2 separate regions of the Homo sapiens genome follow, and region 2 is linked to region 1. A link is an interaction called in ENCODE POLR2A ChIA-PET data of the cell type or tissue named here. Cell type or tissue: GM12878. All regions are shown on one strand. Each heading gives the region's core, and the rest is flanking DNA. Links, peaks and the distances in the headings are about the cores only.

Region 1 (2,950 bases), core at 146-2,645:
GGCCCCAGTCATTGTTATAAATATTCTATTCGTTATACAAGGGAACAAATGAATGAAGTACATAAAACCTAGAGAAACAGGAGTGTATTGGATCATATATATAGCTTATTATAGAAATGCTACTTATCATCCAAATTAATTTTAATAAAAATCTGATTTGCTTTCCTAGAATTACAAAGGGTTAGCTTAATGGATGTGTTGAAAGACTCAGATCCACTTTTTAAACATACTGTTAAAGCTGGGGAGATGCTTCTTTTTCTCTGGGGAATGTGGAGTTTTCAAAATCAAGCCATCTAGGGGTTAAACGTGGGGCTTTGGAATCCGTTGTTGGTCTCCAATTCTAGCTTCACCACTTAGGTTTGTAATTTTGAGCAAATTAGTTAATGTCAAGCCCCAGGCTTCCTTCCTATAAAACGGAGGTAATGCTAGCACCTAGCTCTTAGGCTTGTGCAGATTGAATGAGGTTATACAGGTAAAATGCCCTGTGAACTGAATTTTAAAACACATTATCTTAAATACATTATTTAATCAATGTCACATTGTTTGTATTTATCCCACCCCAAATTATGATTACTTAGGTTTTATAGCTATTTGATGTCTCAATAATGGGAAGCTGAATAAATTAAAGGCCTCAAGAAGAATGGTTTCAACTTTGGAAATGCTAAACAAGATTTCCTTCTGTTAAAAAACAACAACAACAAAAAACCAACCAAGCGACATATTTGTGTGTATCCAGAAGTCTAAGAATGCTGACCTCTGATTTCTTGACTTAACATTTATCTTTACCCGTAAGGAGTTGGGCCATCAAGAAAGTTCAAGGGTGGATGTATGCTGAGCTATAAACTCCAGACGGGTTGCCACATGTGTGCTGTCAGATCCAGGGAGTTGGAGGTGTTGTGAGATGCTTTAAACCTTGACTTGCACCTTTCTGCGACAGCCTGTATTCTTACAGGTCTGGGTGGGGCCTGAGTCATGCAGGTTTCTTGATTCACAGTCCAGCCAAGAACAGATCCTTCCGTGAGCAGCACTATTACTCTACCCCTTTTTCCATCCTCACTTTGGCTCTTTGACTTTGAGTGTAGTGTTTTAAACTCTTGAACTATCCTATTTGGACAAAGAAATACTCACCCTAATGGACAGATGGTGTGGTTATTGGTGGACTCAACTTGCAGCACTGTTTGCCATTCCATTTTCCTCCCCGAAGCCTCTCACCTTGATTTCCAGGGTCAACTGTCTACCTCTTTCAAAGCTATAGATTTTTATTTTATTTGTAAAATCCCGTAGTTTAAAAAATATATTTGGTAAAAAGAAATGTATCAGCCTCCTGAGTAGCTGGGATTACAGGCGTGCATCACCACTCCCAGCTAATTTTTTGTATTTTTAGTAGAAACGGGGTTTCACCATGTTAGCCAGGCTGGTCTCGAACTCCTGACCTCAGATGATCTACCTGCCTTGGCCTCCCAAAGTGCTGGGATTACAGGTGTGAGCCACCACACCCGGTCAATAATCACTTTTTTAAAAACAGATTTATATTAGAGAGGTGATGTTTTCTATGTGGCCTAGTCTCACATTCTGGTGCAGTGATTTACTTGGCTGTATAACTTTGAGTGAGTCACTCGAGTTCTCTGTGCTTCTATTTCCTCACCTTTAAAGTGGATAATAATAGTACTTATGCCCAGGATTATTAGAAAGCATAAATGAATTATACTTGGAAAGCACTTAGAATAGTGGCAAAAATAACACAACTACTCAAAAAAAGTTAATGAACACTGGTATTTTTATTATATGAATACATTTTTGTAATCTGCTTTAAAAAAATACATTCCAGGCCAGGCATGGTGGCTCACACCTGTAATCCCAGCACTTTGGGAGGCCAAGGTGGGTGGATTTCTTGAACCTAGGAGTTCGAGACCAGCTTGGGCAACAGAGCTAGACCCCATCTCTACAAAAATACAAAAAATTGGCCCGGCATGGTGGCATGAGCCAGTAGTCTCAGCTACTGGGGAGGCTGAGATGGGAGGACCACTTGAGCCCAGGAGTTTGAGGCCGCAGTGTGCTGTGATGGTGCCACTGCACTCCAGCCTGGGTAACAGAGGAAACCCTGTCTCAAAACAAAACAAAAGAAAAACATTGTGCAGATTTTCTCATGTTATTCATGACTAACACATGACTTCATTGCTTGACCCAGGTCATTACATGATTTACCAGAGTTCATTTGATCAATGTTCCATTGCTGGGCATTTACTGTTTTCAGTGTTTTGCCTAGTAATAAAGAACCCTGTAGTCAATGTTTTTCTGCATAGATCTTTGAACATACATCTGATTATGTCCTAGGGCCAGCTCCTAAAAGTGGAATGTTGAATCAAAAGGTATCAGCCCCTTTTAGGCTTTTGCCAAATTGCCCTCCAGAAATGTCATGTGAATTTGTGCTCCTAACATGTGAGACTGCTGTTTCCCTATAGCTGTCCTGGCACTGGGTATTATGATTTTAAAAGTTTCTTGCCAGGCTGTTGTTTTCATAGTCAGATGGTACTCTATTTTCCGAAGCTTCTGAGGTGTTCCTTTCCTTTTCTTTTCTTTTTAAATAATTTGTATTATTTTTATTTTGATAGAAACAGGGTCTCATTATGTTGCCCAGGCTGGTCTTGAACTCCTGGGCTCAAGCAATTCTCCTGCCTCTGTTTCCCAAAGTGCTGGATTACAGGTGTGAGGCACTGAGCCCAGTGTGTTCATTTTCTTTAATTCGAAGTCCCTTTTGAGTTGCTTCTCCTCCTCTTTTAATCTACTATGTCCGTTAATCTTAAACTCCAGCCCTGTACTCTTCCATACGTTTTCTTTTCTCTAATTTCTTCACACCATTTCCCTCTACTCATGTGGAGTTAGACTACATATTCTGTTTTGTACAGATATGAGCTATAAATTTAGAAGATGGATGCCACAGGAAGATAGC
Region 2 (2,896 bases), core at 76-2,575, 220 kb before region 1:
ATATAGAAAATGGGAGAGGACTGGGCGTGGTGGCTCATGCCTGTAATCCCAGCAGTTTGGGAGGCCGGAGTGGGTGGATCACAAGGTCAGGAGTTTGAGACCAGGCTGGCCAACATGGTGAAACCCTGTCTCTACTAAAAATAAAAAAATTAGCTGGGCGTGGTGGTGCGTGCCTGTAATCACAGCTACTCAAGAGGCTGAGGCAGGAAAATTGCTTGAACCTGGGAGGTGGAGGTTGCAGTGAGCCAAGATCATGCCACTGCACTCCAGCATGGGTGACAGAGCAAGATTCTGTCTTGGGGGTAAAAAAAGAGGGGGGAAATTGTGGGATGAAAAATTGACAAATAAATTGGAAAAGCTTATTGGATACACAATTGAGGATACAAAGGACAGAGTTTGGTGCCTCAAATGCTACTAGTGGGTTTAGGGATCTCCTTACTTTTCAATAAAAAGAAGCATAAAAGTTAAATAAATTGTTTGTTTTCTCTATCAAGTATACTATCCACATTTGTAGATCATATACTTTTGACCACTAAGCTACTTAGAAACCAAGTTAAAGCAATCATTGTGTTAATGCTTTACTCTTCTGCTAGACTTGCTAGTAGGTGTTCAATAAACCCAGGTGTAACTAATAATGGGGCGCCTGCTTATCAACTTCACAAGACAGCCTAGTTAACTGGTGAGCACCTGTTAGATATTGTAACTATGACGGCAGGCTACCAGTATGTATTCCTTCCAGTCCGCTCCGTGTAAGAGAAACAATGAAGAAAATCACTGTTCCATCAATTCTGTATTCATTCTTAACTATAAAACAAAAAATTTTCAACAACCAATTTAGAAAACACGTTCCTTTTTTCTCTTAATTCTCCAAATAGTTCATGTAGGAGAAATGAAGTTTTGGAACTCTTAGTAAAATACCTAATTTGACTAAACTTCTCACATTTCCTCTGTGCAGTCTGATAAATTTAACAATATCATATTCCCAGAGAACATAATGGCATTATTAAAACACCATTAGCGTTCAATGAGCAGTTTTATAATAAAGTGGGATGGCATGTACTTTTAAGACTCACAAAATCCACAGTTCTAAAGAAGTGAGTATAAGTTGTGTTAAAAAAAAAATTCAAACTAACCTTTAACTTTAATCTTGGCTTTTTTGGCTTTCTTTTCAGTAATTTCATCCTCTTTATCTACCTGTTCTATTTTGCGTTTTTTAGAACAGGTTGGAAGTGTGGAGTCACCAGAAGGATCGTAAGTCTTCACTTCACTGAAAGACCCAAAAAGTTTTAGAAAATCTCTAACAAGTATCTGGAATTGAAATAATTCTCAAGAGATAAAGAAAATGCCATTAGATAATACTTACATAAGCACACAATGTTGTTTCATTTTAGTGGCTTTGGGGTAGTTTATGAAGACTAATAGTTTCCAAAAGTTAAAGGTATTAATATTTTTCAAGTAGGTCAATCACATTCAAGAGATGTGGTGAGCTAAATGAATTCTGATTTAGTAATCAATGTAGTTACTATGGTACAGGAAAACACTCAATCAGCATGGGGGAAATGAAAGGAGAAAACGTCTTCACACCTAACTAGAAAGTGAAAACTGAACCATCCAACTTTCAGAACACTGCTCAATGGGGGAAAAAAAAAAAAAAAAAAGCAGAACAAAAAATCTAAACCAAGCTTAGTATAGAAGTCTTCATCACAAGATCACAAGAACAAGAAAGGATACAAATACATGCACATGGAAAAGATTCCATAGAACCCAACATTTGCTTTTGTTCTAATGTAAGCAGAAAGAAAATACTGAAATGAGTGCCTAAAATGTGAATGGATGCTTTAAGTGCATATGTTTAAAGTAAAAAGTACTAATTGCACAGGAACATTAAAAAAATTGGTTCAAAACAAGCTAAAAAATGTTCTGTTTTTTAAGCAGACCTGTAAGCTGAATGACTATTTAATTTTTTTAGGTTAAAGACATTTATAATTTAAGAAACAAAGAACCATGTTTGTCAACTAGAGATAATAAGTTATAGACTATAAATATTGCAGAATGTATGGCTATTGTAGAAAGCTTGGAAAATTCACAAAAAAGAAAATGTGAATGCCCACAGAAACACATTTGATTTCTTTCCAGAAAACACTAAATTATACTTAAATATGTATTTATAATTGGTAATGTTCTATATATTAATTACTCTCCTCATCCACTTATAAGATTTTACTATTAAAATTCTTGAAGGAGGCCGGGTGCTGTGGCTCACGCCTGTAATCCCAGCACTTTGGGAGGCCAAGGCGGGCGGATCACGAGGTCAGGAGATCAAGACCATCCTGGCCAACATGATGAAACCCCGACTCTACTAAAAATACAAAAATTAGCTGGATGTGGTGGTGTATGCCTGTAATCCTAGCTACTCGGGAGGCTGAGGCAGGAGCATAACTTGAACCGGGGAGTCAGAGGTTGCAGTGAGCCGCAATCGTGCCACTGCACTCCAGCCTGGCAACAGAGACAGACTGTCTCAAAAAAAAAAAAAAAAAAAAAAAAAAAATCTTGAAGGATTATGACTCCTGAAAGTATAATTTATTGGGTTAATGACTAGGAACATTTTGAAGAATCTTGATACATACTGTGAAATGGCTTCCTAGAACAGCTGTGCCACATTCTACCTGCATCATCACAACCTCACCAGCATTGAGCATTGCCTCAAATAATAACCCAAATACCCCTCCACATACAAATCTTTTGTTAATCTGATAGTTAAGTTTGAATGCTTTGTCATGCCTCAGCCATCTTTAGACTTGTTTTCTGTCTTTATACTTTTTACAAAATAGGTTTCTGTAGGGATTAACTCTGAATGAACTTTTTTTGAGACGGAGTTTTGCTCTTGTTGCCCAGG

What was found. ChIA-PET counts read pairs that join two places held together with the same protein. Peaks named below come from ENCODE experiments on the same cell type or tissue, not always from the same donor. Only the 100,000 strongest peaks of a DNase experiment are listed, where the experiment ranks them.
Region 2: POLR2A ChIA-PET joins it to region 1 with 12 read pairs; 2 of 35 experiments call an interaction of 5 or more read pairs at or near these places.

The regions. Positions count from the first base shown.
Region 1 is chr2:202,077,466-202,080,415 of GRCh38, reverse strand. The region is part of intron 2 of KIAA2012; the gene reads right to left. Among named protein-coding and RNA genes, the nearest start is that of KIAA2012, 5.7 kb to the right of the region's middle. In GM12878, for the core only: no CTCF peak of the experiment used is centred there; no DNase peak of the experiment used is centred there.
Region 2 is chr2:202,298,605-202,301,500 of GRCh38, reverse strand. It overlaps NOP58 (NOP58 ribonucleoprotein), which reads right to left. Exons shown (of 15, transcript NM_015934.5): 13 at 1,134-1,267. Among named protein-coding and RNA genes, the nearest start is that of SNORD11, 7.0 kb to the right of the region's middle. In GM12878, for the core only: no CTCF peak of the experiment used is centred there; a DNase peak (open chromatin) is centred at 1,550.